Linked DNA regions of Mus musculus: all the other regions are linked to region 1. Evidence: chromatin contacts called from ENCODE POLR2A ChIA-PET data. All regions are on one chromosome and are shown on one strand. Each heading gives the region's core, a stretch centred on a gene start or an enhancer-like site at or near the end of the contact. The rest is flanking DNA. Distances are from core to core; before and after follow the strand shown.

Evidence for each region. ChIA-PET counts read pairs that join two places held with the same protein, here RNA polymerase II (POLR2A).
Region 2: POLR2A ChIA-PET joins it to region 1 with 12 read pairs in embryonic stem cell. The contact joins the promoter of Kash5 here to the promoter of Rpl13a in region 1. POLR2A ChIA-PET finds 5 or more read pairs at or near these places in 3 of 5 experiments (Patski and embryonic stem cell).
Region 3: POLR2A ChIA-PET joins it to region 1 with 13 read pairs in embryonic stem cell. The contact joins the enhancer-like site here to the promoter of Rpl13a in region 1. POLR2A ChIA-PET finds 5 or more read pairs at or near these places in 4 of 5 experiments (Patski and embryonic stem cell).

Annotation. Positions count from the first base shown.
Region 1 is chr7:45,127,346-45,130,604 of GRCm38, reverse strand. It overlaps Rpl13a (ribosomal protein L13A), which reads left to right and starts at 1,860. Exons shown (of 8, transcript NM_009438.5): 1 at 1,860-1,905; 2 at 3,037-3,109. The coding sequence starts at 1,891. Snord32a (small nucleolar RNA, C/D box 32A) reads left to right here and starts at 3,142; the gene lies at 3,142-3,222.
Region 2 is chr7:45,203,174-45,206,255 of GRCm38, reverse strand. It overlaps Kash5 (KASH domain containing 5), which reads left to right and starts at 1,364. Exons shown (of 20, transcript NM_201374.2): 1 at 1,364-1,664. The coding sequence starts at 1,553.
Region 3 is chr7:45,046,647-45,049,947 of GRCm38, reverse strand. Prr12 (proline rich 12) reads left to right here. Exons shown (of 14, transcript NM_175022.3): 4 at 1-3,109. Among named protein-coding and RNA genes, the nearest start is that of Prr12, 5.0 kb to the left of the region's middle. Within about 2 kb of position 1,472, at least 1 of the 3 ENCODE cell types and tissues checked has a DNase peak (open chromatin) inside an H3K27ac peak, as active enhancers do.

The DNA.
Region 1 (3,259 bases), core at 611-3,110:
CATCTTTTTAAAGAAATTACACCAGACCCCCCCCCCAATAAATTGAAAAAAATTACACATGGGGAGCAGGCAAAGTGTATTATGGCACCTGTATATAAGTCAGAGGACAACTTGTGGGTAGCTGGTTCTCTCCTTTCACCATGTTGGTCCCAGGGATGGAACTCAAGTGGTCAAACTTGGCAGCAGAGGCCTTCTTTACCCATTAACCCAGCTTGAAGGCCAAGATCTGGTTTCTTTTAAAACGGGGTCTCACTTAGCTCTATCTGACCTGGAACTGACTCTGGAGACCAGGTTGGCTGGGAACTCAAGAGATCGACCTGCTTCTGCCTCCTCCGAGACAGGTGAGCCACCAGGCCTGCCCCTAAAACCTCCAAAAAAAAAGACATGGAGCAAAGTTTGCGGTGTAAATCTGTCTGTATTCCTTAGCACTCTGGAGAAGAGGCAGAAAGATCAGGGATTCTGGGTTATCTACTGTTACATAGAAGTCCGAAGCTAACCTAAGAGGGGGGGGAGGGGAGCGGCGAGGGGCTGGGCTGGGGGCGTAGATCAGTGGTAGAGTGTCACGTGAGAACTCCAGTCCTCAGGGACCATTGATCACCCCCTTTTACAGAGGATACTGAGGCGAAGCAGGAGTCACCCGACAGACACAGCCTGGACACACAGACATTTGGGTGGAGACTAGCCCCCTTTTGGACCTCACTGCTCCGACCCCGCCAGCTCTTTGCCGAGGATGGAGACATCACAACTCACCAAAAGTCCCACTCACCCCATTCTTGCCCCCATGTACTTGTATATAATTTTTTTTTTTTTAACCAGCTCATCCGGGTCTGTCTGTGGATAGGACAGGGAATAGGTGCACCTTTTAGGTTTCAAAATCTTGGTTTGTTGGCTTTCCAGAAGCTGAGGCAGGATCTTAAATTTAAGGTCAGCCAGGATTGCAGAAATCTTACGTCAGAAACCCAAACCAACGACAAAAGATTCTATTTGTTTTCCGAGGCCTCCAGTAGCCCAGGGTCAGCACAGGGCACGCCCCATGGGAATTTGATGTGCAGACGCAACTCAATTCCCCAAAACCATAGCCCCAAAGTGTAACAAGCAAGCAAACGGTGCTGGCACCTACAGGAGGACTCGACTCAGGCTCGGCTGGTTAGGGAGGTTTTCAGGACAAAACGAGTCTTTGATAGCCAACAGTCTTTTGGTTAGTTATTTCCCTTCGGAGGCGGGCGGTTAGAGGCGCACAGACGGGAGGGCAGCGCGGACAACAGTCACGGAAACAAAGGCCTTTGGGGATAGAAGCGAGTGAGGGCGTCTGCGTCTCGGGACCCTCAAAGCCCCTCATTCACCCCATCCTCCTCCATCCAGGAAGGCTTCCTCCACCCGTTGGAAGGCTTCCTCCACCCGAGACTCCCAGGTTCAGGACAGCCAGCGATGGTCAGCCCACTGTGGGGTTGAGGGGAGGGACCGCTGCACGAGCAGCTCTGAAGGGCCGACAGGGACTATGCTCGCCCCCTCATGGACACCACATGTTCTGCAGCCGCCATCACTTGATGGGAGTAATGGCGCTGCACATGGCAGACACCGGAACGGAGAAGAGCGATCCCTTCAAATATGGCGGCTGCGGCTTGGCCGGCATTGTACGGCTGAAGCCGCTCCGAAACCCACGTGACATCCCGCCCCGCACAGTCATGGCCGCCAAGAGCCAACTCAGGCGACATTCTGATTGGACAAAATAAAAATGGCCCGCCTCGATAGACGCGCACTCACCGCTTCGACCAATTAGAAGACGGAAACTCTTCGGTTCGAGCCGTCTGCGTCACTTCCTCCGCCCCTGCAGCAAGGGATAAGAAACCCTGCGACAAGACCTCCTCCTTTCCCAGGCGGCTGCCGAAGATGGCGGAGGGGCAGGTTCGGACTCTGCGCGCGCCGGGCGGTGTGGGGTCGGGTGGGTGCCAGGCGGGAGCGCAGTGAGGGGCCACTGCTCCCCGCCGCTTGTGCGATGGGACTTAGCAAACGTCTCACGCGAGGGGACTGTGTAACGGGCGTAACAAGCCGCGGCTGCCTAGGTATGGGGCGATGGAAATGCAGCGGGTTTTCTGGGGAAGACGGGAGTGGGGCTGGGGTTCCAACACCAGAAACAACTTTTACAGGTTGTAATCTCAGGCGTTGGGGTGCGGGGAGCTTGCAATCTCTCATGCCTGGTGTATGTATGTAAGATAAGGAGAAACTGTCGCAGGCTCCTGCTTTGCATGACTTTAGGGCACCGGATTCCTGTAACATCTGATCTGAAGGCTTGTAGGCCTTTTGAGGGTGTTTTCGGTGTTCTTCAGAATTGGGGAGATTGATAAGACAGACTTTAAATATTACTTATTCACCCGACTGAAGCAGGAACCTCTTCATTTTGAGGCTGGTCAGGAATTGCCTGTACCTTCCTCCTGACTTTAGATTCCTTGACAGGTTGCTGCTCAGGAAGTAAATGGTGCTGTTTGGGACAGTTTTGCCCTTTAAAAAGAACTTGGGAAGTTCCGGAGACCCTCCAGTAACAGCAATAAACAGGGTGGCTGTGGAATGGGCTTCTTCTGTAGTTTGGGTTGGGATGCAGACATGTGCCTCCATGCCTGAGACGGGATTTAGCTTTGTAATCCAGTCTGCACTGCTCAGAATCACAGGACGATGTGTGCTTAGCTAAATCGGGTTCTTTTGAGTGCATATAAGAAAGGTTCTGCTTGAGCATCTGAGGATCCGATGAAAAGTTACAACAGGCTAAAGTCTGAAAGCAGGTCTGGTCAATTTTGGAGTGAACGGTGTGCCACTGGATCCCAGCTATCCTGGGATTTGAGGCCTGGAAGGGTTAAATGAAGTTCCATTTTAAAAAATCAACTTATATACACAATAGGAATCCTATGCCTGCTGAGGCTTTGTTAGTACTATAGTGGCCCTTTGGGACACTTGCTTCATCTGGGTAGTAGGCATCCTGACGGGTTGCTAACCTGGAATAGGGGAAGCCAAACTGTTTCCTAAGCATTCTTGTTTCCACAGGTTCTGGTATTGGATGGCCGAGGCCATCTTCTTGGCCGCCTGGCGGCCATTGTGGCCAAGCAGGTACTTCTGGGTAAGTTTCATTCACCATTTACCTTTGCCTGGGAGTCCATGATGAGCAACACTCACCATCTTTCGTTTGAGTCTCACGACTGTGAGATCAACCCATGCACCGCTCTGAGACTCGCCAGCCCCTGCTTTCTTGGGACCCCTGGCCTAAAAA
Region 2 (3,082 bases), core at 115-2,614, 76 kb before region 1:
CAATGTCACTTCCTTACAGCCCAGCATCCACCCCAGAGGCAGTATGGGATAAGCCCAGTCAAACTCCCTGCTTCTGTGTCCTGAGTGGCCTGCAATGTGGATGCTGGGAATCCATCTCAGGTGTTCTGGAAAAACATCCATTGCTCTTAAACAGTGGTCTATGTTTCCAGCCCCAGGAATGGATGTTGATAATAGGGACAAAGCTAACAGGGTCCAGAATGCACCACAAGTTGTCCTGAAAACACCCGGCAGACCTTTCATCTAGACCAGGCGTCCTAGTTTGCTTTCTACTGCTGCGGTGCGTGAGCACCACGATCAAAAACAACTTGGGGTGAGCACCATGATCAAAAACAACTTGGGGAGTCTATTTCATCTTGTGATAGATCACAGTCCATCACAGAGAAGAGGCAGGGTAGGGGCTCGAAGGAGGAACTGAAGCTTGCTCAGGGTTTTGTTTTGTTTTTTTTCATACAACCCAGAAGCACCTTCCCAGGGGTGGTCTTGCCCACAGTGGGCTGCCATCCACATCACTCATTAACCAAGAAAATATCCCCACAGGCTTGCCTACTGACAGGGTAACTTTTCAGTTGAGGTTTTCAGATGACTCTGGCTTTTGTCAAGGCAACAAAAAACTAAACAGCACACACAGGGTCTGATGGTCAGTAAGGTGAGAAAGACCTTGCACTTTTTGCCTCTACCTCCCGAGTACTGGTACACTACCCTGCCCAATTCACTAGGCCCTAGGGATTGAATGAGGGCACCCTCAGTCAAACACCGTACCCCTGAGCTACATGCCCAGTCCTTATCATTACATGCATGTGTTTTTAAACAGCAAGGGGTAGGAAAGTGAACATGATAGGGTCTGCATGTGGAATTCAGGGGCCCTCCTTGCACCATGTGGGTCCTGGGGATTCTTCTCAGATCGATCACCGGGATGGGTGGCAAGTGTCTTTACTCTTTTTTGGTTTGGTTTTTTTTTTTTTTTTTTTTTGGCTTTTTCGAGACAGGGTTTCTCTGTGTAGCCCTGGCTGACCTGGCACTCACTTTGTAGACCAGGCTGGCCTCGAACTCAGAAATCTGCCTGCCTCTGCCTCCCAAGTGCTGGGATTAAAGGCGTGCACCACCACGCCCGGCTGTTGGACCCTTAATAATAAAAAAGTTCGAATAGTCCACAGGCATGGACTGAGGCAGGGTGATTGCTTCAAGTCCGAAGCCATCCTGGGCTACATAGCTAAGCAGTAAGTAGAAACTATAATAGTTTGGGAAAACAGCTTGGGTACCTATTAATGCGGGGGGCGGGGGGGGGGGAGGGAATGGAGCGGAAGTGAGGCTGGACCAGACTGCGCATCATTGTGACAGTGGCGGGCGAGCCAGACCCAAAAGAAAGAACTTGGTTCAAAGACTGACAAGAAGAAAAGGATGAACAGGGAGTCCTTCGGTTGAACTCTCTCCTGCTTGGCCCTATTTTGTCAAGCAGAAGGAAAGGATTTTTGTACCGCAGAAGAAAGCTGCCGATAATATCGCGCCATCACCGCTAGCCCCACTAGTGCGCATGCACTCGATCCTCAGGTCCAGCCTATCCTCCCGAGAAGCTCTACGCATGCGCCAGCTCAAGGGTCTTCGTAAGGAGAGACCCGGGCGCCATCCACTCGGAGTGCGCTTGCGTGAGTACAAGAGCCTGAGAGGGCGGGACTTGCAGGAGGCCGGCTCATTTGCATTTCTGGCGGGAAAAGGCGCGTGTGAACACGCCTCTTCCGTGACATTCGCAACCGCCGTTCGTCGCTGGTGTCCCTCAACTGAGTCCCGACTCCAGGTACGCCCTGCCTGTGGCGACTTTCATGGCAGGTTCCCCGGTAACATCACCTGCCAGCTCCTTCAAAAACGCCCCAAGTTTTGAGACAAGGTTTCTCTGTGTAGCCCTGGCTGACCTGGAACTCACTCTGTAGACCAGGCTGGCCTCGAACTCCGAAATCCTCCTGCCTCTGCCTCCCGAGCGCTGGGATTAAAGGCGTGCGCCACCGTGACCGGCTTCCTCAGGAAAATTCTAGTGGCAACTTCGGCAATCCTGTCAGACTCTTGAAACTTCCGGTTGCTTTTTGTTGCTTGTTTTCTATTTTTGTTTGAGACAGACCCTCCAAGTGCTGCCCAGGCTGGCCACGACCTCATGATCCTCATTCCCCAGTTTTAGGATTACAGCTCTCCCAGATGTGCCCAACTGCAATCTTCTAGAACTTTTGAAACCTAACACTTAATCTATTTTGTTTTTGTGGGTAGGGTAGGTGTTTTTGTTTTGAGACAGGGTTTCTTTGTGTAGCATTGACTGTCCTGGAACTCTCTCTGTAGACCAGGCTGGCCTGTGTGCTTCTGGTTCCCACGTGCTGGGATTAAAGGTGTGCACCACCACTGCCTGGCTTTTGTTTGGGTGTTTTTGGTTTTTGTTGTTGTTGGGGTTTTTTGTTTGTTTGTTTGTTTTTGAGTATTTTGCCGGCATGTTTGTATGTGTGTCAGGTATGTGCCTGTGGAGACCAGGTGGTTTTGTATCCCTCTGAACTAAAATTGCAGATGAGGAGGAGTTCACATGTGTGTAGTGGGATTCCAACCCATATCTATCTGGAAGAGTAAACTGTTAGTCCTCTTAACGACTAAGCTACCCTCCAGGGACTCTCTAGGGCTTCAGTAAATTGCCCAGACTCTACTCAAAACCTTGGATCCTGCTGCCTCAGCCTCCTGAGTGCTGGTATCACAGGTGTAGCCCACCACGCCAGCCGCTAGGATCTTCTAGATATCCCATCAGAGTCTCCCTCAAAAACCTGTCAGAGACTTTTCCTCTGAAATCTTGGTGGAGATTTGGTGTTCAAGTCCTATCTGATACTTTAGAAATCTGTAGTTGCCCTACAAGTTCCGCCGGGGACTCTGAAATCTAGTGACACCCCAGAAATGCAGCCCTTGAATTCTAGTCCAGGGATCCCCTCCAGACTTCCTCCATGTTTAAAACCCACAAGACACTCACTGGCCACCTGATATCCCTTGTTCCTCAAGATTTTGTCCGAGTTTCCCCTTGAAAGAGTCTCAGAAAGCCTCT
Region 3 (3,301 bases), core at 223-2,722, 80 kb after region 1:
GCTCTTGTCCCCTCATGATGTGCTCCACTTGAAGCCTTCCCAGGCACCTACAGTGCCCTCGTCATTGGGTTTCGAGCGCCTGGCAGGGGGTGGTGTCTTGGGGCCTGCTGGCCTCGGCCCTGCTCAGACTCCCCCTTACCGTCCTGGTCCCCCAGATCCACCTCCACCTCCCCGCCACCTCCCGACTCAGTTCAATCTGCTGGCTTCCTCTTCTGCTGCCACTGCTGCCGAGCCCTCGTCCCCCCAGCTCTACAACTTCTCGGGTGCTGCCCCCGGTCCACCGCCGGAGCGGGCCCTGCCCCGACAGGACACGGTCATCAAACACTATCAGCGGCCGGCCAGTGCCCAGCCCCCACCGCCCCCACCACCAGCCCATTCCCTGCAGCACTATCTGAGCTGCGGAGGCAGCTATCCCTCAATGGGCCACCGGGCCAGCTTGGCTTGCAGCCCTTTGGGAGGTGGGGAACCTTCTCCGGGTGCTGGAGAACCTAGCAAGGGTGGGCCTAGTGGAGCCACAGCTGGAGCAGCTGGCCGGGCTACAGGCCCGGAGACTGCTGGGGGAGGTGCGGCTGGGGGTGGGGGAGGGTACCGCCCCATCATCCAGTCCCCCGGTTACAAGACGAGTAAGGGAGGTTATGGACCAGCCACGGGGGGTGCCACCAGGCCACCGCCACCTCGATCCACCGCCACACCCAAGTGTCAGAGCCTGGGTGGACCTGCAGCTGCTTATGCCGCTGGGAAAGCCTCTGGGGCTGGTGGGGCTGGGAGCCAGGCATATTCCCCTGGCCAGCCCCAAGGGCTTCTGGGCCCTCAAGCCTACGGGCAAGGATTTGGAGGGGGTCAAGCACAGGACTTGAGCAAAGGCCCTAGCTATTCTGGGGGTCCTCCGCAGCCCCCTAGCGGTCCCCCGCCTCCTGGCCTGGCTACCTGTCAGAGTTACTCTCCAGACCAGCTTCAGGGTCAGCTCTATGGGGTACAGAGTGAGCCTTACCCAGGGCCAGCTGCCCATTCACAGGGGCTGCCCACAGCCAGCCCTTCCCTCAGCTACAGTACTGGTCACTCCCCTGCTCTCTCAGGCCACGGAGGCGGCTGGGGACCCAGCTCTCTGGGAGGTGGTGGGGAGGCTAGCCCATCTCATATTATCCGACCCCTCCAGTCACCGCCTGCTACTGGCCGCCCTCCAGGCGTTGGCTCTCCAGGAGCCCCTGGCAAATACTTAAGTTCGGTCTTAGCCTCAGCTCCGTTCCTGGCGCCCCCTGGAGCTAGCAGCTATGCAGCTGGAGCAGGCGGCTACAAGGGAAAAGGTGATGGCTCAGAGCTGCTTGCCGGCCCTGGTGGTTCTGCCGCCGAGCGCACGGAAGACGAAGAGTTTCTCATTCAGCACCTGCTCCAGGCACCTAGCCCACCTCGGACCTCAGGGGCAGACGGCTTGGTGGGTGAGGATGGTCCTGCCGATGCCGCTAAGGGACTCGGTGGCAGTGGTGGAGCTGGAGGAGCGCCAGGCACACCATATGAATTAGCCAAGGAAGATCCCCAGAGGTACCACCTGCAGAGCGTCATCCGGACTAGTGCCAGTCTGGATGAGGGTGCCACGGCCGCCCTGGAGTTGGGCCTGGGGAGGATGAAGGACAAGAAGAAGGGGCCAGAACGGGGTGGCGAAACTCCCGAGGGACTAGCCACCTCAGTCGTTCACTATGGAGCCGGTGCCAAGGAGCTGGGAGCCTTCTTGCAGAAGAGCCCACCTCCCCCACCACCCTCGGCCCAGGCAACCCAGCCAGCGCCCCATGGCCTCCTCTTGGAGGCTGGAGGTCCTGACCTTCCCATGGTGCTGCCTCCACCTCCTCCCCAGCTCCTCCCTTCTGTGCTCAGCCATGCCCCCAGCCCCTCACCTAGCGCCCCCAAAGTCGGCGTCCACCTCCTTGAGCCAGCCACCCGGGATGGGGCGCCCCAGCCGCCGCCCCCACCCCCACCACCTATGCCTCTGCAGCTTGAAGCCCACCTCCGCGGCCACGGCCTGGAGCCCACAGCCCCAAGCCCTCGCTTACGACCCGAGGAGAGTCTGGAGCCTCCTGGAGCCATGCAAGAACTGCTCGGGGCTCTGGAACCATTGCCGTCAGGGCCTGGGGACCCTGGTGTGGGACCACCTAACTCGGAGGGCAAAGATCCTGCAGGCGCCTACAGAAGCCCCAGCCCTCAAGGGACCAAGGCACCGCGGTTTGTACCCCTCACGTCTATCTGCTTCCCCGACTCATTGCTTCAGGACGAGGAGCGCAGCTTTTTTCCCACCATGGAGGAGATGTTTGGTGGAGGGGCAGCCGATGACTATGGCAAGGCCGGACAGACCGAAGATGATGGAGACCCCAAGACTGGTGCTGGTCCACCCCCTGGTCCCACTGCTTATGATCCCTATGGACCCTACTGTGGAGGCCGGGCATCAGGAACTGGACCAGAGACTCCAGGCCTGGGTCTGGATCACAACAAACCTCCTGAGCTTCCCTCCACAGTCAATGCAGAGCCACTGGGCCTGATCCAGAGCGGGCCACACCAGTCAGCACCGCCGCCGCCGCCGCCACCACCGCCACCACCACCTGTCTCTGAGCCCAAGGGTGGCCTCACCTCGCCCATCTTCTGTTCAACCAAGCCAAAGAAGCTGCTGAAGACATCCTCATTTCACCTGCTGCGGCGCCGAGACCCCCCCTTCCAGACGCCCAAGAAGCTGTATGCACAGGAATATGAGTTCGAGGCTGATGAGGACAAAGCCGATGTGCCCGCAGATATCCGCCTAAACCCAAGGCGCCTGCCCGATCTGGTGTCTAGTTGTCGCTCCAGACCAGCCCTCTCACCACTGGGAGATATAGACTTTTGCCCACCCAACCCTGGTCCTGACGGCCCGCGTCGCCGTGGCCGCAAGCCCACCAAGGCAAAGCGCGATGGCCCTCCCCGACCCAGGGGGAGGCCCAGGATTCGTCCACTGGAGGGCCCTGCCATGGCGGGGCCAGCCTCCATAACCACTGATGGGGCCAAGAAACCTCGGGGCCGGGGCAGGGGCAGAGGCAGGAAGGCTGAGGAAATGGGAGGTACCCGGTTGGAGCCCCTGAAGCCACTTAAGGTGAGGGGGACTGGGTGTGGGAGGGGTTGGGATGGACTCTGTGAGACTGGAGGTGTCAGATGCCCTAGGCATCAAGAGTTGTGGTTGTCTCATTAAAAAGCACCAGAGTCACCTAGAATTCCGGTGTTTCCATGAGATAAAATGTTGTGATGTTCATGTGCAGACAGGGTGGCAGGACTCAAGTTCTAAAGT